3 separate regions of the Homo sapiens genome follow, and regions 2 and 3 are each linked to region 1. The links are chromatin loops, found by intact Hi-C in ENCODE. Cell type or tissue: PC-9. All regions are shown on one strand.

Region 1 (8,000 bases):
ATGACAGGAGTGCCCTTCAGTCAATATGCTGCCTGTAATTTTTGTTCCCTGGCAGAATGTATTGTCTTTTCTCCCTTTAAATCTTAAATGCAAAACTAAAGGCAGCTCCTGGGCCCCCTCCCCAAAGTCAGCTGCCTGCAACCAGCCCCACGAAGAGCAGAGGCCTGAGCTTCCCTGGTCAAAATAGGGGGCTAGGGAGCTTAACCTTGCTCGATAAAGCTGTGTTCCTAGAATGTCGCTCCTGTTCCCAGGGGCACCAGCCTGGAGGGTGGTGAGCCTCACTGGTGGCCTGATGCTTACCTTGTGCCCTCACACCAGTGGTCACTGGAACCTTGAACACTTGGCTGTCGCCCGGATCTGCAGATGTCAAGAACTTCTGGAAGTCAAATTACTGCCCACTTCTCCAGGGCAGATACCTGTGAACATCCAAAACCATGCCACAGAACCCTGCCTGGGGTCTACAACACATATGGACTGTGAGCACCAAGTCCAGCCCTGAATCTGTGACCACCTGCCAAGATGCCCCTAACTGGGATCCACCAATCACTGCACATGGCAGGCAGCGAGGCTTGGAGGTGCTTCGCCACAAGGCAGCCCCAATTTGCTGGGAGTTTCTTGGCACCTGGTAGTGGTGAGGAGCCTTGGGACCCTCAGGATTACTCCCCTTAAGCATAGTGGGGACCCTTCTGCATCCCCAGCAGGTGCCCCGCTCTTCAGAGCCTCTCTCTCTGAGGTTTACCCAGACCCCTGCACCAATGAGACCATGCTGAAGCCTCAGAGAGAGAGATGGAGCTTTGACCAGGAGCCGCTCTTCCTTGAGGGCCAGGGCAGGGAAAGCAGGAGGCAGCACCAGGAGTGGGAACACCAGTGTCTAAGCCCCTGATGAGAACAGGGTGGTCTCTCCCATATGCCCATACCAGGCCTGTGAACAGAATCCTCCTTCTGCAGTGACAATGTCTGAGAGGACGACATGTTTCCCAGCCTAACGTGCAGCCATGCCCATCTACCCACTGCCTACTGCAGGACAGCACCAACCCAGGAGCTGGGAAGCTGGGAGAAGACATGGAATACCCATGGCTTCTCACCTTCCTCCAGTCCAGTGGGCACCATTTATGCCTAGGACACCCACCTGCCGGCCCCAGGCTCTTAAGAGTTAGGTCACCTAGGTGCCTCTGGGAGGCCGAGGCAGGAGAATTGCTTGAACCCGGGAGGCAGAGGTTGCAGTGAGCCGAGATCACACCACTGCACTCCAGCCTGGGTGACAGAATGAGACTCTGTCTCAAAAAAAAAGAGAAAGATAGCATCAGTGGCTACCAAGGGCTAGGGGCAGGGGAAGGTGGAGAGTTAATGATTAATAGTATGAAGTTTCTATGTGAGATGATGAAAATGTTCTGGAAAAAAAAATATAGTGGTGAGGATGTAGAATATTGTGAATATAATTAACGGCATTTAATTGTACACTTAACATGATTAATGTGGCATATTTTATCTTATGTATTTGACTACATCCAAGAAACACTGGGAGAGGGAAAGCCCACCATGTAAAATACACCCACCCTAATCAGATAGTCCTCATTGTACCCAGGTACAGGCCCCTCATGACCTGCACAGGAATAACTAAGGATTTAAGGACATGAGGCTTCCCAGCCAACTGCAGGTGCACAACATAAATGTATCTGCAAACAGACTGAGAGTAAAGCTGGGGGCACAAACCTCAGCACTGCCAGGACACACACCCTTCTCGTGGATTCTGACTTTATCTGACCCGGCCCACTGTCCAGATCTTGTTGTGGGATTGGGACAAGGGAGGTCATAAAGCCTGTCCCCAGGGCACTCTGTGTGAGCACACGAGACCTCCCCACCCCCCCACCGTTAGGTCTCCACACATAGATCTGACCATTAGGCATTGTGAGGAGGACTCTAGCGCGGGCTCAGGGATCACACCAGAGAATCAGGTACAGAGAGGAAGACGGGGCTCGAGGAGCTGATGGATGACACAGAGCAGGGTTCCTGCAGTCCACAGGTCCAGCTCACCCTGGTGTAGGTGCCCCATCCCCCTGATCCAGGCATCCCTGACACAGCTCCCTCCCGGAGCCTCCTCCCAGGTGACACATCAGGGTCCCTCACTCAAGCTGTCCAGAGAGGGCAGCACCTTGGACAGCGCCCACCCCACTTCACTCTTCCTCCCTCACAGGGCTCAGGGCTCAGGGCTCAAGTCTCAGAACAAATGGCAGAGGCCAGTGAGCCCAGAGATGGTGACAGGGCAATGATCCAGGGGCAGCTGCCTGAAACGGGAGCAGGTGAAGCCACAGATGGGAGAAGATGGTTCAGGAAGAAAAATCCAGGAATGGGCAGGAGAGGAGAGGAGGACACAGGCTCTGTGGGGCTGCAGCCCAGGATGGGACTAAGTGTGAAGACATCTCAGCAGGTGAGGCCAGGTCCCATGAACAGAGAAGCAGCTCCCACCTCCCCTGATGCACGGACACACAGAGTGTGTGGTGCTGTGCCCCCAGAGTCGGGCTCTCCTGTTCTGGTCCCCAGGGAGTGAGAAGTGAGGTTGACTTGTCCCTGCTCCTCTCTGCTACCCCAACATTCACCTTCTCCTCATGCCCCTCTCTCTCAAATATGATTTGGATCTATGTCCCCGCCCAAATCTCATGTCAAATTGTAAACCCCAATGTTGGAGGTGGGGCCTTGTGAGAAGTGATTGGATAATGCGGGTGGATTTTCTGCTTTGATGCTGTTTCTGTGATAGAGATCTCACATGATCTGGTTGTTTAAAAGTGTGTAGCACCTCTCCCCTCTCTCTCTCTCTCTCTTACTCATGCTCTGCCATGTAAGACGTTCCTGTTTCCCCTTCACCGTCCAGAATGATTGTAAGTTTTCTGAGGCCTCCCCAGGAGCAGAAGCCACTATGCTTCCTGTACAACTGCAGAATGATGAGCGAATTAAACCTCTTTTCTTTATAAATTACCCAGTCTCAGGTATTTCTTTATAGCAATGCGAGGACAGACTAATACAATCTTCTACTCCCAGATCCCCGCACACGCTTAGCCCCAGACATCACTGCCCCTGGGAGCATGCACAGCGCAGCCTCCTGCCGACAAAAGCAAAGTCACAAAAGGTGACAAAAATCTGCATTTGGGGACATCTGATTGTGAAAGAGGGAGGACAGTACACTTGTAGCCACAGAGACTGGGGCTCACCGAGCTGAAACCTGGTAGCACTTTGGCATAACATGTGCATGACCCGTGTTCAATGTCTAGAGATCAGTGTTGAGTAAAACAGCCTGGTCTGGGGCCGCTGCTGTCCCCACTTCCCTCCTGTCCACCAGAGGGCGGCAGAGTTCCTCCCACCCTGGAGCCTCCCCAGGGGCTGCTGACCTCCCTCAGCCGGGCCCACAGCCCAGCAGGGTCCACCCTCACCCGGGTCACCTCGGCCCACGTCCTCCTCGCCCTCCGAGCTCCTCACACGGACTCTGTCAGCTCCTCCCTGCAGCCTATCGGCCGCCCACCTGAGGCTTGTCGGCCGCCCACTTGAGGCCTGTCGGCTGCCCTCTGCAGGCAGCTCCTGTCCCCTACACCCCCTCCTTCCCCGGGCTCAGCTGAAAGGGCGTCTCCCAGGGCAGCTCCCTGTGATCTCCAGGACAGCTCAGTCTCTCACAGGCTCCGACGCCCCCTATGCTGTCACCTCACAGCCCTGTCATTACCATTAACTCCTCAGTCCCATGAAGTTCACTGAGCGCCTGTCTCCCGGTTACAGGAAAACTCTGTGACAGGGACCACGTCTGTCCTGCTCTCTGTGGAATCCCAGGGCCCAGCCCAGTGCCTGACACGGAACAGATGCTCCATAAATACTGGTTAAATGTGTGGGAGATCTCTAAAAAGAAGCATATCACCTCCGTGTGGCCCCCAGCAGTCAGAGTCTGTTCCATGTGGACACAGGGGCACTGGCACCAGCATGGGAGGAGGCCAGCAAGTGCCCGCGGCTGCCCCAGGAATGAGGCCTCAACCCCCAGAGCTTCAGAAGGGAGGACAGAGGCCTGCAGGGAATAGATCCTCCGGCCTGACCCTGCAGCCTAATCCAGAGTTCAGGGTCAGCTCACACCACGTCGACCCTGGTCAGCATCCCTAGGGCAGTTCCAGACAAGGCCGGAGGTCTCCTCTTGCCCTCCAGGGGGTGACATTGCACACAGACATCACTCAGGAAACGGATTCCCCTGGACAGGAACCTGGCTTTGCTAAGGAAGTGGAGGTGGAGCCTGGTTTCCATCCCTTGCTCCAACAGACCCTTCTGATCTCTCCCACATACCTGCTCTGTTCCTTTCTGGGTCCTATGAGGACCCTGTTCTGCCAGGGGTCCCTGTGCAACTCCAGACTCCCTCCTGGTACCACCATGGGGAAGGTGGGGTGATCACAGGACAGTCAGCCTCGCAGAGGACAGAGACCACCCAGGACTGTCAGGGAGAACATGGACAGGCCCTGAGCCGCAGCTCAGCCAACAGACACGGAGAGGGAGGGTCCCCCTGGAGCCTTCCCCAAGGACAGCAGAGCCCAGAGTCACCCACCTCCCTCCACCACAGTCCTCTCTTTCCAGGACACACAAGACACCTCCCCCTCCACATGCAGGATCTGGGGACTCCTGAGACCTCTGGGCCTGGGTCTCCATCCCTGGGTCAGTGGCGGGGTTGGTGGTACTGGAGACAGAGGGCTGGTCCCTCCCCAGCCACCACCCAGTGAGCCTTTTTCTAGCCCCCAGAGCCACCTCTGTCACCTTCCTGTTGGGCATCATCCCACCTTCCCAGAGCCCTGGAGAGCATGGGGAGACCCGGGACCCTGCTGGGTTTCTCTGTCACAAAGGAAAATAATCCCCCTGGTGTGACAGACCCAAGGACAGAACACAGCAGAGGTCAGCACTGGGGAAGACAGGTTGTCCTCCCAGGGGATGGGGGTCCATCCACCTTGCCGAAAAGATTTGTCTGAGGAACTGAAAATAGAAGGGAAAAAAGAGGAGGGACAAAAGAGGCAGAAATGAGAGGGGAGGGGACAGAGGACACCTGAATAAAGACCACACCCATGACCCACGTGATGCTGAGAAGTACTCCTGCCCTAGGAAGAGACTCAGGGCAGAGGGAGGAAGGACAGCAGACCAGACAGTCACAGCAGCCTTGACAAAACGTTCCTGGAACTCAAGCTCTTCTCCACAGAGGAGGACAGAGCAGACAGCAGAGACCATGGAGTCTCCCTCGGCCCCTCCCCACAGATGGTGCATCCCCTGGCAGAGGCTCCTGCTCACAGGTGAAGGGAGGACAACCTGGGAGAGGGTGGGAGGAGGGAGCTGGGGTCTCCTGGGTAGGACAGGGCTGTGAGACGGACAGAGGGCTCCTGTTGGAGCCTGAATAGGGAAGAGGACATCAGAGAGGGACAGGAGTCACACCAGAAAAATCAAATTGAACTGGAATTGGAAAGGGGCAGGAAAACCTCAAGAGTTCTATTTTCCTAGTTAATTGTCACTGGCCACTACGTTTTTAAAAATCATAATAACTGCATCAGATGACACTTTAAATAAAAACATAACCAGGGCATGAAACACTGTCCTCATCCGCCTACCGCGGACATTGGAAAATAAGCCCCAGGCTGTGGAGGGCCCTGGGAACCCTCATGAACTCATCCACAGGAATCTGCAGCCTGTCCCAGGCACTGGGGTGCAACCAAGATCACACAAATCCCTGCCCTCATGAAGCTCATGCTCTCATGGGGAGGAAGACAGACATACAAAGAGATCTAGAATGTGAGGTCAGGTGTTGACAAGAGCCCTGGAGGGAATAGAGCAGGGAAAGGTCAGAAAAGGAAGACCCAGGGTCTCTAGAGGAGGTGTCAGGGAAGGGATCTCCCAAGAATGCCCTGATGTGAGCAGGACCTGAAGGCAATGGGGAGGGAGCCGTGAAGACCCCTGGAAAAGCAGATTCCACACAGGGAAATGCCAAGGTCAGAGGTGCTAAGGAAATAGGAGACACACTGCTGACCTTGACCTAGTAGGACACACACACACACACACACACACACACACTCACTCACTCCAGGGCTGGGGGATGAAGAGACCTGCTCAGGACCCAGGACCCCATTTTTCCACCCTAATGCATAGGTCCCAATATTGACCGATGCTCTCTGCTCTCTCCTAGCCTCACTTCTAACCTTCTGGAACCCGCCCACCACTGCCAAGCTCACTATTGAATCCACGCCGTTCAATGTCGCAGAGGGGAAGGAGGTGCTTCTACTTGTCCACAATCTGCCCCAGCATCTTTTTGGCTACAGCTGGTACAAAGGTGAAAGAGTGGATGGCAACCGTCAAATTATAGGATATGTAATAGGAACTCAACAAGCTACCCCAGGGCCCGCATACAGTGGTCGAGAGATAATATACCCCAATGCATCCCTGCTGATCCAGAACATCATCCAGAATGACACAGGATTCTACACCCTACACGTCATAAAGTCAGATCTTGTGAATGAAGAAGCAACTGGCCAGTTCCGGGTATACCGTGAGTGATTCCCCCATGACCTCTGGGTGTTGGGGGTCAGTTCTACTTCCCACACACAGGATTATCAGGCCTGGGCTGTGCCTGTGGCCCCCTCTGCATTACGCACCATGTTAGGGTTTGGGCATTTAGTGCAGGATACACACAGAAGAGACAAACTTCAACAGATCAGAATTCCTTTCCGGCATCCAGACCCTGCAGACACTCACTGCAGAGGAAGGACAGTCTGATGTGGGGGACTTAGCAGGGGGAGGTCAGTCTCAGCCAAGCACCCCGTGCCCTCCCCGTAAACCTGACCCTGAGAAAGACCCTGGAGAACTGCATCAGAGCCTGGCCTGAGGGACCCCTGGGATATTCACAGAGAAGCTCAGCCCCAGGGCTCCTGGTTCCAGGTGACTCAGGGGAGCCTGTGCCAGGGCTGTGTTGTGGCCTCCTGGGCAAGGCTAACTGGAAGCAAGGACTTAGCAGCTGTCCAAGGGCTGTGGCTCCTGGAGCTGGATTCTGGATGCAGAATCGGACTTTCTGGCCACACTTGTTCCCTGTCCCCAGAGTCTCATTTGGACAAGGACAGAGCCTTGTCCTTTACTTGAGACTCAATGTGGGGAGGATAGATAGACAAGGTTATTAGGGTGTCAGTCCATTGCCCTGGGGACATAGGTGACTCCATGGGAAGCTCAGTGTCCCCAGGAAGAGGAACAGAGGAGAGAAGATGCTCCCGGCAGCTCCTTGTCCACCAGGGATCAGGCCCAGGGCCTTCTCTCTTGGAGGCAAATAAACATAAATGATGTTCATTTGAGCAGCTCCTCTGTGCAGAGCTGAGATCAAGTAATTGTAAATATTTTGAGGTTAATTCACAAACAACCTCACAGCCAAATAGCACTTATCCTACTTATTGAAAGGAAATTGAGGCACAGGGAGACAGTCACTAACAAGGGTCACACAGGCCATAGGTGTCAGATTGAAGTCACATGAGGTCTGTCTGTAGCCACAGCCCCCTCCTCTCCTCAACTGGGGGTGGGTGGGGCTGTTTGTTGTTAGGCATCTGCATCTGAGACCAGTCATGGGCTTGCGTTCTTTTGTCTTGGGCATCCACAGCTCAGAAGCGGAGATTCTGGTCTGGAGAGTGATAAGTAAATGGAGAAATAATCAGTTTTACTCTAGAACTAGATCACCTCAACAGTCAGGGTCAGTGCCGGGATTGTCCAGGCCTCTCCCTGAGATCCACAGCCCCCTCACATGACCTCAAATCCTGTGTTTCCCGATGTGTCAGTGTCACTCCCACGGAAGGATAAAGGAAAGGACTTCGCTTTCTCTCCCCACTCACACCCTGTGCCAACAGAGGCCCAAAGTGAGACACACGCTTGCTCAGTAGCTCTCTCATGAAGGGGGGAATGAGTGAAGGAATGATCCATAACCTCTATAGAGACTGGATCCTGGATGCAGAATCCTGGGAGGTTCTGAC
Region 2 (8,000 bases), 65 kb before region 1:
GCTTGCCAAACATAACAGCTTGCAAATCCTGCAGCAGCAGTCGGTACAGCTGCTACCACTGCACAGGCCATGGCTCCAGCCTGGCTCCCCTGCTTCCACCAGGAGGGTGGATCATCCCAGCCCAGAGGCCGCACCCACTACCTACTTGGCTTTACCAGAGAGCAATGCAGCAGCGACCACAGTAGTCACAAATTGCCCAAGCACCTTTTTCCTTTTTAAAGTGGTGGTGATGATGCATTTACTTTATTGAGCTGTTGTGAATAGTCAATGAAATCAGGTGACTTGCATTGAGTCCATAAATACTAAACACTGTGGACTGACGTTGTCATTGTTGGCTTAAGGTCCCATTCAACACCAGATACCACTGTTTGTCTCAGTTGCACCATCTCCACAGTGGTGGCAACATCGTTTCCCTCAGAGGATGGACCATAATTGTGTTTGAGGGTGAGAACATGTTATCAGAGGGAAGGAAAACTCCTGGTCTGTGGAAGGGCCACAGTGTCCCTCTAAGCCAAGTCACAACATTGTTTGAGAAAGTACCAACCAAATTTCCGCTGTGTTCACTGAGCCTGAGTCTGAGACATTCACCTGTTTCTCCCATTACAGGCTGTGGACCCCAAGCCTCCCATGACAGGAGCAGTCCCTCTCCACCTATTTTTGGTCAGGGCTGTGCCCTTCCGGGTTTGCCTGGGGCAGGAAGTCACAGCCAGCCTGGGTATCCAAGGGCAGGGGTCTGTGTTCTTGGACCCAAGGGGAAGTGAATGGTTTGAGCTCTGGCTATGTGGATTTGAGCTGGCAGCCTGAGCCCCAGAAGAAGAGAAGATACACGGGACATTCAGGCTAACTGGGTCGCTGCAGTCGGCATTCACTGGGTTCTGGGTTCCACTCTCATAGAGTCCTGTGTCACTACCTGTGACACTGAGTAAAGTGAAGGTCCTGTTGCCCTTGGACATCTTCAGCCTGGGACTGGCCAGGAAGCTCTGACCCCTTACTCACCACAGGTATGTTGTGTCCTGAGTCTCAGGTTCACAGTTTAACCTACAGAGTCTTTGTCCTCCACGGGGGTCCTGTTGCCTTGATGGAGGGCTTTGTAAGCTCTACTGTGCAGATAACAGAGAGAAGACTGCCCTATGGGGCACCCTGATTACTCCATAGTGAACATGGAACGCATATAGCATGCACGTTTTCTTATCAAACTTGTGTAAGTCAAACCTTCATGAATATTAATAGCTCCTCCTAAACCCTATTGAATGTCTACTTGGCCAACCTGTTCAGCGTCAAACCCTGTTCCACCCTCCCTCCTTCAAGTGCCTGCTATTGGTCTCTGCAGGAAGCTGCACTTGCTAGCCTGAGGAATGGCCAGCAGGCAGGCTGTAATATTTTATAAAAAATAAAGGCACCAGGTGCAATAGTTCAGGCATGTAATGCCAGTCCTTTGGGAGGCCATAGAGGGAGGATTGCTAGAGGATAGGAGTTGGAGACCACCCTGGGCAACATAGCAAGACCCCATCTCTAAAACAATTTTTTAAAAAATTAGCAGAGCATGGTAGCAAGTGTCTGTAGTCTCAGCTATGATGGAGGCTGGTGTCCTCTCCCTTATTCCCACTTCAGCAGAAACCCTCGATCCCTCTCAGAGCCCTGCCCTCCCCAGGAGACCACTGCCAGTCTCTATTCTCCCTCCTCCCACCCACTCCCAGAGAATCTTCCCCTCACCTATTACCAAGAGCCCCTGCCAGGGAATGAATCCTCTGCGGGGAGGGGCTGAGGGGGTCCCAGGGTCTCTGCTGCCTGCTCTGTCCTCCACTGTGGAGAAGAGCTTGGGCTCCAGAAATGCTCCCAAGCATGGCTGCTCTGACTGTCAGCTGTGCTGTTTGTGCTGAAACTCCTCCCAGGGCACTTCCCAGGTGGGCCTGAGGTGTGGTCTCAGCCCAGGATGCTTCTCTGTCCCCTCCCTTCTCACACTTGCCTCCTTTTTCTTTGCCTTTTCCTTCACTTCTGTCTACATTTTGGCTCCCCCAGAACATGCTTTGAGAAGCAACTCTTATTTGGACCGCTGTACCATAACAGGATGAGCTGCGTTCCTCTGCGCTGACCTCTGCTGTGTCCTGGGTGTGGATCTCTTATGCACCACGCAGAGAGTCCCTAGGGTCCCCCAACCCAGCTTTTTCCTCTATGACACAGAAACCCCTCTGTGCATTCAGAGTCTTCCTAGTGTTCTCTAATGGCTGGGAAAGTTGGATTTACTCCCAACAAGGAGGTCACAGAGATGTCCAGGGAGAGGGTTCCTAGAAATGCACACATGGGGCTAAAACCCATGTCTAAGATTCTTAGTTTTCCTTTATGCAGCACTATGAGACTTTAATTTTATAGACATAACTGAAGATGAAGCTGCCTGGTGCTATAGTATTATGTCTCCCAAGCCTCAGATATTTATAGACCATCTCTATAATGTTTTCTACAGTTTGTACCATCTTTATTATTATTGACTTCATACATTTTTTCTAAATAAATTTACTTTACAAAACACCCTTGTCCCAGCAGCGTGCAATGGCTTACATTGTAATCCCAGGTACTTGAGAGGCTAAGATGGGGGGATCACTTGAAGCCAGGAGTTTGAAACAAAACATCCCCGTCCTTTGCAATATTGTCCATGAAATTAAAGGTTTTGTGAATTTGCTTAAAATTGTTTCTAACATGCATTAAAATAAACATATAACTATTAAAGTTTCTTAAAAGCTTATTTATGTTCCACCTAAAGTCAGTTTTGGGAAACACTGATACAGTGGAATAACCATGGACTTTTTATATCCAGAGAGACCTGGGACTCACTACTGGTTCTGTCACTTAACTGTGTCATCTTGCACGAGTCACTTGGCTTCTTTGATCCTCGATTCCATAATTTTTAAAATGATGATGATAAAATCCACTTTGCAAGCTGTTAGGAATAAGATTTGCTTCAGTCAGGAGGTGGAGGTTGCAGTGAGCTATGATTGCACCACTGCACTCCAGCTTGGATGACGGAGCAAGACTCTGTCAATGAAAAAGAAAAGAAAGAGAGAGAGAAAAGAAAGAGTTACTTCCACTTGTTAGGACTTGTGGTGCGTCTGCCATTGTTTTCATTTCCCAGTTCCACTACCTATGTGCTCTGTGATTTTGATCAAGTTGCCTAACTTTTCCTCATTTACCTAATTTGTAAAATGTGGGGTTTACCAGTACACTAGTGTGAGTGTTATTTCCCAGCTCTGACCACTAGAGGGCGTAGGAGCATCGGCACCCACTGGCAATGGATGTGTCGGTGCCCATGGTTTACCAACATCATTCTCCCATGAAAGGAACCAGGGCTCCCTGGAGAAATAGCTGATCCAGGGCTGGGGCAGGAAAGCACAAGAGAAGCCCGGAGCTTTTTGTGAGGCCAGAAAGTAAGGAACCACTCGAAAAATTATGGGAATGTTTCAAAAGATTACAGGGAGCTTAGAATTACCAATTTTGGGACAACATGAGCAACATAATAATGATAGCAATGGATTCCAACCCATAAATATCCATGAGTCCATGCTGATATAAATAATTGAACAAAGAAATAAATAAGGAAGAAGAAATAGCTCTTTCTTATAGCAGAATTCCAATTAATAAATGTAGAAGGAATTATGGAAATAAAAAATCACTATTTGGCTAACACCACAGTAATAATTGTTTATAGGCCAGAATCAAGAACCATCCACAGATTCTAAAAATTAATGGGTAAAGGTAAGATGATGCTGTAACTATTGAGTATGAAGGAGGGGTCAGGGGAAGTAAGGTGAGAAGAAACAGGCTACTGGTTTGTTCCCAAAGTATCTGTCCACAAGATACTTATTAATTACAATGAGATGAATAGTAACTTTATAGTAGAGAAACCTGGCAAACACCACCTGAACCAAGCGCTTAAAGTGAACCTCATCGGTAATGAGAGATATGGACATCCTGGGGCTCCAGGTGGGATGTCCTGAGAAAGACACATCACTTCTGTGCTAATCTTACCCAAAATGCATAACCTAAAACATCCCAAGGAAACAGGAGACAAACCCAAATTGAGAGGCATTCTACAAAACAACTGACCAGACCTCCTCAAAAGTGTCAAGGTCCTGAGAGAGGGAAAGAGTGGGAAACTCCCCCAGGTTGGAGGAGGCCTAGGAGATGTGACAGTGTTATTCAGTGTCAGATCTTGGATTGGATTTGGGAGCAGAAAAAGGACATGAGTGGGATGATTAGCAAAATTTGAATATTTGTAGATCCCCTTGGTTAATGTTATTGCACCAATGCTAGTTCCCTGATATGAACAATTATATTAGTTATAGAAGATGTTATTTGAAAAAAAAAGCTGGATAAAGGATAAACTGGAACCCTATTTTTAAAGATTTTTGAATGTTTAAAAATAAACATGATAAATGAGGCCGGGTGTGGTGGCTCACGCCTGTAATCCCAGCACTTTGGGAGGCCGAGGTGGGCGGATCACGAGTTCAGGAGATCGAGACCATCCTGGCTAACACGGTGAAACCCCATCTCTACTAAATATACAAAAAGTTAGCCGGGCGTGGTGGCGGGCGCCTGTAGTCCCAGCTACTCGGGAGGCTGAGGCAGGAGAATGACGTGAACCCGGGAGGCAGAGCTTGCAGTGAGCCGAGATCACGCCACTGCACTCCAGCCTGGGCGACAGAGCAGGACTCCATCTCAAAATAATTAATTAATTAATTAATTAATTTAATTAGATTAAATAAATAAACGTGATAAATGAAAAGTCAAAATTTTAAAAATGCTTTAGATTTCTGTGAGGCCAAAATGAGTGTATAGTGCTTAGAACAATGCTTGTGACATAGGAGTTCTTAACATGTCAGCTATTATTATAAGTACTTTTATAATTAATAAGTAATGTTATAAGGAAAGAGTAATCTGTTATTATAAGTAATTTATTTCCTAATGTCCTCATATATTCTCATATTTTTTTCCTCTCTGCTGTTAAATCCATATAGAGCATGTACTTGGTTATTTTAAGATATAAGATTAGAGGAGGTCGCGGCGCCGGAGGCCCCAGAAGGGTCGAAGGCGCCGCGGGCTGGGGTCGGTGGCTTAGGGAGCCCGTCTGGCCATGGTGGCCGCGGCTGGTGGTTGGCGCGGCTGCGCTGCGGCCCGGGGCAGTGCGGAGCCAGGACAGTCGCGGCGCTGACGCCCGCGGGCCCCAGCTGCAGATATGAAGCGGAGCCGCTGCCGCGACCGACCGCAGCCGCTGCCGCGACCGACCGCAGCCGCCGCCGCGACCGACCGCAGCCGCCGCCGCCCGACCGCCGGGAGGATGGAGTTCAGCGGGCAGCGGAGCTGTCTCAGTCTTTGCCGCCGCGCCGGCGAGCGCCGCCCGGGAGGCAGCGGCTGGAGGAGCGGACGGGCCCCGCGGGGCCCGAGGGCAAGGAGCAGCCGCCTGCCTTGGCCTCCCAAAGTGCCGAGATTGCAGCCTCTGCCCGGCTGCCACCCCGTCTGGGAAGTGAGGAGTGTCTCTGCCTGGCTGCCCATCGTCTGGGATGTGAGGAGCCCCTCTGCCTGGCTGCCCAGTCTGGAAAGTGAGGAGCGTCTCCGCCCGGCCGCCATCCCATCTAGGAAGTGAGGAGCGCCTCTTCCCAGCCGCCATCACATCTAGGAAGTGAGGAGCGTCTCTGCCCGGCCGCCCATCATCTGAGATGTGGGGAGCGCCTCTGCCCCGCCGCCCCATCTGGGATGTGAGGAGCGCCTCTGCCCGGCCGAGACCCCGTCTGGGAGGTGAGGAGCGTCTCTGCCTGGCCGCCCCGTCTGAGAAGTGAGGAGACCCTCTGCCTGGCAACCACCCCGTCTGAGAAGTGAGGAGCCCCTCCGCCCGGCAGCTGCCCCGTCTGAGAAGTGAGGAGCCTCTCCGCCCAGCAGCCACCCCATCTGGGAGGGAGGTGGGGGGGGGCCCCCCCCACCCGGCCAGCCGCCCCGTCCGGTAGGGAGGTAGGGGGGTCAGCCCCCCGCCTGGCCAGCCGCCCCGTCCGGGAGGGAGGTGGGGGGGTCAGCCCTCCGCCCGGCCAGCCGCCCCGTCTGGGAGGTGAGGGGCGCCTCTGCCCAGCCGCCCCTACTGGGAAGTGAGGAGCCCCTCTGCCCGGCCAGCCGCCCCGTCCGGGAGGGAGGATGAGGGGGGGGTCAGCCCCCCCGCCCAGCCAGCCGCCCTGTCCGGGAGGTGAGGGGCGCCTCTGCCCGGCCGCCCCTACTGGGAAGTGAGGAGCCCCTCTGCCCGGCCAGCCGCCCCGTCCGGGAGGGAGGTGGGGGGGTCGGCCCCCCGCCCAGCCAGCCGCCCCGTCCGGGAGGGAGGTGGGGGGGTCGGCCCCCCGCCCGGCCAGCCGCCCCGTCCGGGAGGGAGGTGGGGGGGTCGGCCCCCCGCCCGGCCAGCCGCCCCGTCCGGGAGGTGAGGGGCGCCTCTGCCCGGCCGCCCCTACTGGGAAGTGAGGAGCCCCTCTGCCCGGCCACCACCCCGTCTGGGAGGTGTGCCCAACAGCTCATTGAGAACGGGCCAGGATGACAATGGCGGCTTTGTGGAATAGAAAGGCGGGAAAGGTGGGGAAAAGATTGAGAAATCGGATGGTTGCCGTGTCTGTGTAGAAAGAAGTAGACATGGGAGACTTTTCATTTTGTTCTGCACTAAGAAAAATTCCTCTGCCTTGGGATCCTGTTGATCTGTGACCTTACCCCCAACCCTGTGCTCTCTGAAACATGTGCTGTGTCCACTCAGGGTTAAATGGATTAAGGGCGGTGCAAGATGTGCTTTGTTAAACAGATGCTTGAAGGCAGCATGCTCGTTAAGAGTCATCACCAATCCCTAATCTCAAGTAATCAGGGACACAAACACTGCGGAAGGCCGCAGGGTCCTCTGCCTAGGAAAACCAGAGACCTTTGTTCACTTGTTTATCTGCTGACCTTCCCTCCACTATTGTCCCATGACCCTGCCAAATCCCCCTCTGTGAGAAACACCCAAGAATTATCAATAAAAAAATAAATTAAAAAAAAAAAAAAAAAAAAAAAAGAATGGACTTTCCCAGGCCAGCTGTGGTGGCTCACGACTGTAATCCCAGCACTGTGGCAGGCCAAGGCGGGCAGATCACCTGAGATCAGGAGTTCAAGACCAGCCTGACCAACACGGAGAAACCCCGTCTCTACTAAAAATAAAAAACATTAGCTGGGCGTGGTGGTGCATGCCTGTAATCCCAGCTACTTGGGAGGCTGAGGCAGGAGAATTGCTTGAACCCAGGAGGCAGAGGTTGTTGTGAGCTGAGATTGCACCATTGCACTCCAGCCTGGGCAACAAGAGGGAAACTCCATCAAAAAAAAAAAAAAAAAAAAGGACTTTCTCAAAGAAAATGTATTTAAATGTCTGCACCAATAATTCCAGCATGTGTATGAATAAATATGATATGTCCTTTAAAAAAAAAAAAAAAAAAGATATAAGATTAGGTCTGACGTGGTGGCTCACACCTGTAATCCCAGTGCTTTGGGAGGCCAAGGCAGGCGGATCACTTGAGGTCAGGTGTTGGAGACCAGCCTGGCCAACATGGTGAAACCTCGCCTCTACTAAAAATACAAAAATTAGCGGGTGTGGTAGGCGCGTACCTGTAATCCCAGCTACTTGGGAGGCTGAGGAGGGAGAATCGCTTGAACATGGGAGACTGAGGTTGCAGTGAACAGAGATGGCACCTCTGCACTCCAGCCTGGACAACAGAGCAAGGCTCCGTTTCAAAAAAAAAAGACATAAAATAAGATTAGATTTTATTTTGAGAATTATTTTAGGGATAGAGGAGCTATTATTTCCTTTAGCCACTAACAGTAGCTGAAATTCAGGCCGGATTGCAAAACTTTGCTTGGCTGAGAAACAAAGCTTGAGCCAGGCTGCCACCCACCCCACGCGGTTTGTGATGGCGCCCCCTGGCGGCGCAGCGAGCTTTCCGGTTCCTCAACCTCGTGCT
Region 3 (8,000 bases), 79 kb after region 1:
TGCTACCCAATAAAAAGAGAAGGCAGGACCAGGTGCGGTGGCTCATGCCTGTAATCCCAGCACTTTGGGAGGTCAAGGCAGGCAAATAACTTGAGCTCAGACGTTCAAGACCAGCCTGGGCAACATGGTGAAACCCCATCTTTACCCAAAAAAAAAAAAAAATTGGCCAAGCATGGTAGTACATGGCTGTAGTCCCAGTTACTTACTTGGGAGGTTGGGGTGGGAGGATCACTCAAACCCAGGAGGTTGAGGCTGCAGTGAGCCAAGACTGCACCACTGTGCTCCAGCCTGGGTGACAGAGAAAGACCCTGTCTCAAAAAAAAAAAAAAGAAAAAAGAGAGAGAGACGCAGGACACCAAGTAAAGTGTCCAGCCCTTCTGGACTATTTTCTCTCCAGATCTCAGAGAAACCTGTATTGTAGTGAAAGCACACACCATATAATTTTTTTTTTTTTTTAAGACGGAGTCTCGCCGTGTCGCCCAGGCTGGAGTGCAGTGGTGCGATCTTGGCTCACTGCAAGCTCTGCCTACCGGGTTCACACCATTCTCCTGCCTCAGCCTCCTGAGTAGCTGGGACTACAGGCTCCCACCACCACGCCTGGCCAATTTTTTGTATTTTTAGTAGAGACGGGGTTTCACCGTGTTAGCCAGGGTGGTCTCGATCTCCCGACCTCGTGATCCGCGTGCCTCGGCCTCCCTAAGTGCTGGGATTACAGGCGTGAGCCATGGCGCCTGGCCCACACCATATAATTTTACTATCACAAGCCTGACGTGAGCTCCTGATTGCCACTGACGGGAAGGGAATTATGAATTATGTCATGGAAATATATGACCACATATGCCAAGATGCACACTTCCGGGTATAACTGAATGAAAAATTCACAAAATCCACATCAGAGATACATGACCTCCCCTAAACAACCCTGTTCTCCCCACTTGGTCTTTTGTCCTTAATTTCTTTTGAAGTAAGAGAATAAAGACTGTTATAAATTTCACAAAATAGGAAAGTGTACACATCTCCTGTCACCCGGCTGTTTAAGCAAGAGGACACTGTGCTCAACTTCGTTAGAGTTATTATCTTGAGGTTTTTATAAAGAGATATCATCAGTCCCCTCCTTAGAGGGGCCATCTGATAACATGCAAAAAAATGCCACTGTAACCAAAACCCAGAGGCAGGAAGGACCCTGAGAAGAGCAATCCCTAAGGTATTCACATGCCTGCCATGGTCTGGTGCTGCTGGTACAGGAGGAACTGCTGCTGGCAATAGCTCGAAAAAAAGAGAAGGCAGGGTCAAGTGCAGTGGCTCACGCCTATAATCCCAGCACTTTGGGAGGCTGAGGCCGGCAGAACATCTGAGGTCAGGAGTTCAAGACCAGCCTGGTCAACATGGTGAAACCCCATCTCTACTAAAAATACAAAAATTAGCCAGGCGTGTTGGCAGGTGCCTGTAATCCCAGCTACTTGGGAGGCTGAGGCAGGAGAATCACTTGAACCTGGGAGGCGGAGTTTGCAGTGAGCCAAGATCATGCCACTGCATTCCAGCCTGGGCAATAGAGTGAGATCCTGTCTCAAAAAAAAAAAAAAAAAAAAGATAGAAGGCAGCTCCAACACTCAGGGAGTAGTAAGAAAAGAACTCACTCAACCTTCAATTCTCAATTCTCACACAGCCAACACCCTTCCAGCCTCTCTATGGGGGTCTCACTGGGAGGGCTGGCACATAATTAAATGCCAATACATGGATGAAATAAGTTACAGAAGGGTGGCATCAACTGGGTCAAAAACGGTTGAACATTTCACAAAACAGGAAGGATTTGGGTTAGACCCTGAAAGACTCAGGCTTAGGAAAGCAGACACAAAGAGAAACAGAAGCCAAGGGAACCTAAGTAAAGCATCCAGCCCTCCTGGCCAATTTCCTCCTCAGACCTCAGAGGGACCTTTATTGTAGTGAAAACACATGCCATATAATTTTACTATCCTAAGCCTGAGATGAGCTCCTAATTGCCACTGATGGGAAGGAAATTATGAATCATGTGATAGAAATACACAACGCACGCAAAGATGCACACTTTGCACCACTCTGGATGCACAAAGACACACACAGGCCCCACCGGAGATGCTAGTTTTGAAGAAGGTCCCAGGAGTAAGAGTGGGTTTGCAGATGTTATTTTATTTACTCTTCTCACACACGATATGGGGATATTTCACAAGGAGGATACTGATCCTCAGAAAGGGGAAGTAACTTGCCAAGGTTGTTGGTGGATGTGGGATTAGAACCTCAGTGAGTCTAACACCGGAACCCATGCCACCACCACTACCACCGAGAGACCTGAACAGGGTATGTGTAGGGAACAGGAAGGAGCAGGGAGAGCTGAAGCAGAAAGAAACCATTTTAAAACAGGGAAGTTAGGTAAGCTTGCTAAACAGGGATAATATGTTGCAGGGAAATGAACACTAGACAGACGTTCAAATTTGATCTGATTACAGAAAAGCCACTGAAGGTTTTGAGAGGGCAGAACCAGCCAAAGTGAAACCTTGAGCCAAGACCAAAGAAGGTGGTGAAAAGGGGAGTCTGGATTCCTAAGCTAGAGAGAAGCCGCCAACAACAGTGACAGGACTACGTGATGCATGGAGCAAGAACTAGTCGGAGAGGCTAAAGCTGTGGGTTTAAATACAAAAAGTCATGCAGTAAGGGCATGGCAGGGTGAAGCAAGTTATATTCTTTCTCTGCAGTTCAGTCTCTCTTCATCTATAATCAGGTGCAATGAGAATTAATGTCTAAATGACCCTCAACCCTTGCTACTCAAAGTGTGGCCCACCAACCAAAAGCAACGACATGTCCAAAAGCTCCTTAGAAATGCAGAATCTCAGACCCCATCAGAAGGATCAGAATCTGTATTTAAACAAGATCTTTGGGGGATCTGTGAGCACATTAAAGATTGTGAAGCAGTTTTCTGAAGTGTCTTCCAGTTCTAAAATGCAATGATTTCACAGTCATCTGAACTCCGTCACCTTACAGGAGAAAGAAGGAAAATAACATTTACCTTCGTCTCATTTGTGACCTTTTCTTAAAACAGCGTCTTAGACTCGCCCACATCCAGGTAGAGGATTTAGAAAACACCCGAAAGGCAGTGCTGCCACCTTGTGACCATCATCAGTAAATGCACTTAACTCTTAGCGGTCTCGCCAGTCGTGGAGGGGATGGGGCTGGAGCGGGCAGGGTGTAGGAAGTGAAGTCCAAGTCACAGATGAGGTAAGAGAACCATAACCGCCCACAAAGACTGGAAGTAACTGTCAGAGAGAGCTCAGCCTGCATCACAGAGCAACGACCCATTGCAAAAAACAGTTTTTATAACAATATGTGATCAGTGAGAAACAGTTCCAAGCCAAGTTCTGCCCTTGTAACCTTAAAAATCATTGTAATGGGTATTTCCTTTCTTTTCTTTTCTTTTTTTTTTTTTTTTCTGGAGACGGAGTCTCGTTCTGTCGCCCAGGCTGGAGTGCGGTGGCGCGATCTTGGCGCGATCTCCACTCACTGCAACTTCCGCCTCCTGGGTTTAAGCGATTCTCCTGCCTCAGCCACCCAAGTAGCTTGGATTACAGGCGCATTCCACCATGCACGGCTAATTTTTGTAATTTTAGTAGAGACAGGGTTTCACCATGTTGGCCAGGCTGGTCTTGAACTCCTGACCTCAAGTGATCCGCCGGCCTCAGCCTTCCAAAATGCTGGGATTACAGGCGTGAGCCACCGCGCCAGGCCACTGTAATGGGTATTTTCAACATCAGCCTCAGCCTGAATTCCGCCAGTAAACTGGTAATTCCCCAAGGAAACTTACTTTACTGTGACAGTTCTTTCACATCCTGAGCCAAAATGTGTGTGATTCGCACTCACCAATCCTTGTCCTGTGTCCTCCATAGGCTGAAATAAGTCTAATACTTCTTTGTACAACCCACCTTCAAATATTGGGTAAAATAAAAAAAAAAACATGTGCCACCCATCCCAAATTCCCTTGGTGGTTTCCCACGTTGGGTCACGTGAAGTCCCACACCTTCCGGTCCCTTTCCCACGGACGAGTGAAGTGCAGCAACCATAGCAGATGCTCCAAATCCTAGGGGTGTTCCCCAGAGCAGCAGAGCCACAGGACCCCCGTCACCGTCCTGGCACCTCACCCCTATGTAGAAGCTGAACCCCGTATCAGCTGATCTGGGGACGCTGACTTTTCCTGCTTCTGCTGCTGCTCAGTCATCCTACACCTGTGCAGGTGTCTACTTTTTATTCAGTTTTATTTTGTAAGAAATATTTGTCGGAGCCTGCTGTGTACTGTCACTGGAGAGACAAAGGTGAATCACACCCGGTCCCTGCCTCACAGAGCTCCAGGTTATGGAAGGAACCCACTCAAAGCCAGACCATTACCATTCAGTGAGAAACACCGTGACAGACATCAGCACAGGTTTCTTTGACCCATCTCACCAATGCCTTGTGAAAAATCTCCCACTCTTGGTTTTCTCACCAGGTTCCACGCATACATGGGATCATTTCTGAGCTGAGATTTCGTCATTTCAAGCTCAAAGTGAAAAAGAGAATGCAAATGTCCCCGATGGTCCTTTGTGTGGTCACAGCTGAACCCGACATGTCCTCCTGGCTAATCCAGGGTGCTCAGGGCTCCCATTTCACTCTGAGCGTCCTCTCTCCTATCGGAGCTCACATGTCTGCACCTGCAGCAGCCAGGTGGCTGCACACTAACAGAAAATCCACAAAGTCAGGAAACTTGATTTATTCCCGTAACTTTGAGGCTAGTGACTTTGTGACATTGAACTAATCTTATAACTTCCCTGCACTTTAATTTCCATGTCTGTAAAGTGGGGCAGGTGGATTCGGTCACCCTAGGTGCCACTGTATAGTGAGAACTTCTCAGAGACAGCAGCACACCTGATCTCAGCATCCACCATCTAGCGAATACCAGGCACACACTAGGGGCTCAAAGTCTCACTGAATGTATGTGTGAATAAATGACTATATGAGAGCCATGTGGATCATGGACAAAGTCAACAAATATTTTTGAACGTCTACCAAATACACTGTAGAATAGGGAAATAAGTAACCCAGGCAGGGTGGTGTTTTCTCCTAACTTCCCCTGACCTCCTTCCTGGGGGAGGGAGGGCCTCTGTGCATCAGACAGACTCTTGACACAGATAATGTTCTCGAGATGCATTGTAAGAAGTTATCATGTTAACAAGAGGAAAGTCCATTTGTCTTGGGGGTGTTTTAATCAATGGACCTGAGGGACCTGAAGACCCCCCGATGAGACACAGGATGCGACACCCACCCCAAGTGCATGGAGGGGAAACCAGATGGAGTGAACTGACAGGTAGCGGGACCTGGGAGAACAGAGGGATAAAGAGACTGAGGCACCTGGAGGAAGGTCTGAGGAGGAGCTCCCGGCCCCTGCGGTGGCCTCGGTGTGGACTGATGCAGAACTCAGCAGCATAAGTAAGTAAAGTGGCCGCACCAGGCTCTATGCATACATGGGACCATTTTTCAGTAAGATTTTCTTTCTGCTAATGGGCTTCACTTTTGCCCACTTTCTAACACATCAGGACAAGTTAATAGGTTACAAACCATCATTCCATTCAGCAGTCATTTATAGAATACTCCCAAAGTGCCAGGCCCTGTGTGAGTTCAGGCAATACAAAAATGAACATAAAAGCTCCTGTCCTCTAAGATCCCCATCCAATGAGCTCCAGGGAGCACCTCTCCTACAACACGCCCCTGCTCTGCACGGCCCTCCTCTCTGCCCTCCACCAACCCAAATCCTCCTCCACCTCCAGCTCAAGTTCCACCCAACCAAGTCCCTCTCAGTCCCCCTCCACTCCTGCCACTTTGAGAGATGACTGCACTCATATCTCTAGGTTTTATGAAGTGGATGTCATCTCCCTGGTTAGACTTGAGCTTCCTGAAGGCAGAGACCATTTTTAGAATTTTCCAGAAAAAAAGCCACATCAGTAATTTGCATCAGAACAAGCTTAGACTCTGCTCAAGCCTTCAACTTAGACAGAGACTCCACTGCCTAGCACAGTCCCTGGTCCCTGCAGTGCTTTATAAACCCTGCAGTAGCAAAGTCCACAATCAACTCGTGTGTCAGTCAACAGGCTGGGATAAGTTGAAAATGCAGACAGAGAAGAACAGTCAAACAAAAATCAAAGGGCTTTGACTCATGCCTTGCCTCTTCCCTTTTCTCAGGGAAACAAAGTCACACCCCCTGCTCTCACTCCTGCCTGGAGGCTTCCAGGGAGGGCTCCCTTGTTGGCCTTCCCTTCAGCCCCCATGAATATCACCCAGCATTCAAGCCCAGCCTCTCCTCTCCCTTTGAGCACATTGCCTAAAGTCTCAAATAAATGTCAAGTTTAGTGAGTGCTGATATTCTATGCCCCTAATGTTTACTTCAAGTATTATTACCTTTCTTCTTTTGCCCGGGGCCATTTCCAAACAAGGGCTGGAGCCAGGCGCCCCAGCAGCTGGGCAAACACACTTCAGGGCTCCTTCCCTCCTGTGGCTCCTGTTTCTCAAACCCTCTGGGACCTGCAGCTCTGGGGGGTCTCTTCCCCCAACCCAGTTCCCTCCCCTTTAGACCAGAACAACTAAGCCAGACAATGGAAAGGAATTGCGAACAGAGCCGGAACAAGGCAACTTTCCAGGCAACAACGCTACTATTGCCAATATTTTGCCAAGGATGGGAGCAGGAGCACAGAGGGGAAGCAGACCTTTTCAACATCTCTTCTACCAATACATAGCATCCACTTTCCTGCCAAATACTCAGCTAGAAAGGGTCATTGAAAGGTATAAGGTGGGACTGGGCGCAGTGGCTCATGCCTGTACCCAGCACTTTGGGAGGCCGAGGTGGGCGGATCACGAGGTCAGGAGTTCAAGAGCAGCCTGGCCAATGTGGTGAAACTCCGTGTCTACTAAAAATACAAAAATTAGCCAGGTGTGGGGGCGTGTGCCTGTAATCTCAGCTACTCGGGAGGCTGAGGCAGGAGAATTGCTTGAACCCAGGAGGCGGAGGTTGCAGTGAGCTGAGATGGCACCATGGCACTCCAGCTTAGGCAACAGAGCAAGACTCTGTCTTGAAAAAAAAAAGAGAAAGAAAGAAAGAGAGAGAGAGAAAGAAAGAAGGAAGGAAGGAAGAAAGGAAGGAAGGAAGGAAGGAAGGAAGGAAAAGAAAAAGAAAGAAAGAAGAAAGAAAGAAAGAAAGAAAGAAAGAAAGAAAAGAAAGAAAGAAAGAAAGAAAGAAAGAAAGAAAGAAAGAAAGAAAGAAAGAAAGAAAGGTATAAGTCTAATCCGTTACCTAACAGCAAGACAGCATCAGTTCACTGCTTTTGCCCTCACATGAAAACAGTGTTGTGGGACTAAAGCACAGACTGGCAGGTCATGTACACTGGCCTCAGCCATCCCCAGAGATCAGGAGCCTCCGACTGGGAACCTTCCATACAATCTCCAAGCGACGTACAGCTGCACCAACAGTCACAATTAAAGTTCTAATCTCAGCCAGGTGTGGTGGTTCACGCCTGTAATCCCAGCACTTTGGGAGGCTGAGGTGGGCAGATTATGAGGTCAGGAGTTCGACACCAGCCTGACCAAAGTGGTGAAATCCCATCTCTACTAAAAATACAAACATTAGCCGGGCGTGGTGGCGTGCACCTGTAATCCCAGCTACTCAGGAGGCTGAGGCAGGAGAATCACTTGAACCCAGGAGGCGGAGGTTGCAGTGAGCCGAGATCACGCCACTGCGCTCCAGCCTGGGTGACAGAGTGAGTCTCCATCTCAAAAAAATAAAATAAAATAAAAATAGATAAATAAATTCTAATCTCTTCCCTCCTTCTGTTGCTGCCACTAACGCTGATGTCCATGGTCTCTAGCAGCCTGAATCCAGGTAAATAAGACTGTCTGTGAAGGGAAAACTGGGGGGAGAAAATGTGGCAAAACAGGCCACACGTGCATCAAAA

The links. Hi-C counts contacts between places; a loop is a spot of excess contacts. Peaks named below come from ENCODE experiments on the same cell type or tissue, not always from the same donor. Only the 100,000 strongest peaks of a DNase experiment are listed, where the experiment ranks them.
Region 2: a loop joins it to region 1, with 3 times the contacts of the local background. A loop is called at or near these places in 26 of 110 quality-filtered maps.
Region 3: it touches region 1 in a loop (23-fold over the local background); 12 of 110 quality-filtered maps call a loop at or near these places.

The regions. Positions count from the first base shown.
Region 1 is chr19:41,703,499-41,711,498 of GRCh38, forward strand. CEACAM5 (CEA cell adhesion molecule 5) reads left to right here and starts at 5,128. Exons shown (of 10, transcript NM_004363.6): 1 at 5,128-5,297; 2 at 6,182-6,541. The coding sequence starts at 5,234. RefSeq lists silencers at 3,249-3,368, 3,389-3,438, 3,469-3,518. In PC-9, CTCF peaks have their summits at 3,428 and 3,639; a DNase peak (open chromatin) is centred at 3,503; H3K4me3 peaks cover 915 bases.
Region 2 is chr19:41,638,829-41,646,828 of GRCh38, forward strand. It overlaps LOC105372405 (a long non-coding RNA gene), which reads right to left. Exons shown (of 3, transcript XR_935972.1): 3 at 2,493-3,030. It also overlaps the pseudogene DNAJC19P3. Among named protein-coding and RNA genes, the nearest start is that of CEACAM4, 16 kb to the left of the region's middle. In PC-9, CTCF peaks have their summits at 3,243 (motif pointing right), 3,449 and 7,912 (motif pointing left); a DNase peak (open chromatin) is centred at 3,253; H3K27me3 peaks cover 2,081 bases.
Region 3 is chr19:41,782,623-41,790,622 of GRCh38, forward strand. No RefSeq gene overlaps it. Among named protein-coding and RNA genes, the nearest start is that of CEACAM3, 10 kb to the right of the region's middle. In PC-9, CTCF peaks have their summits at 3,163 (motif pointing left) and 3,376; DNase peaks (open chromatin) are centred at 1,209 and 3,149; H3K27ac peaks cover 2,988 bases.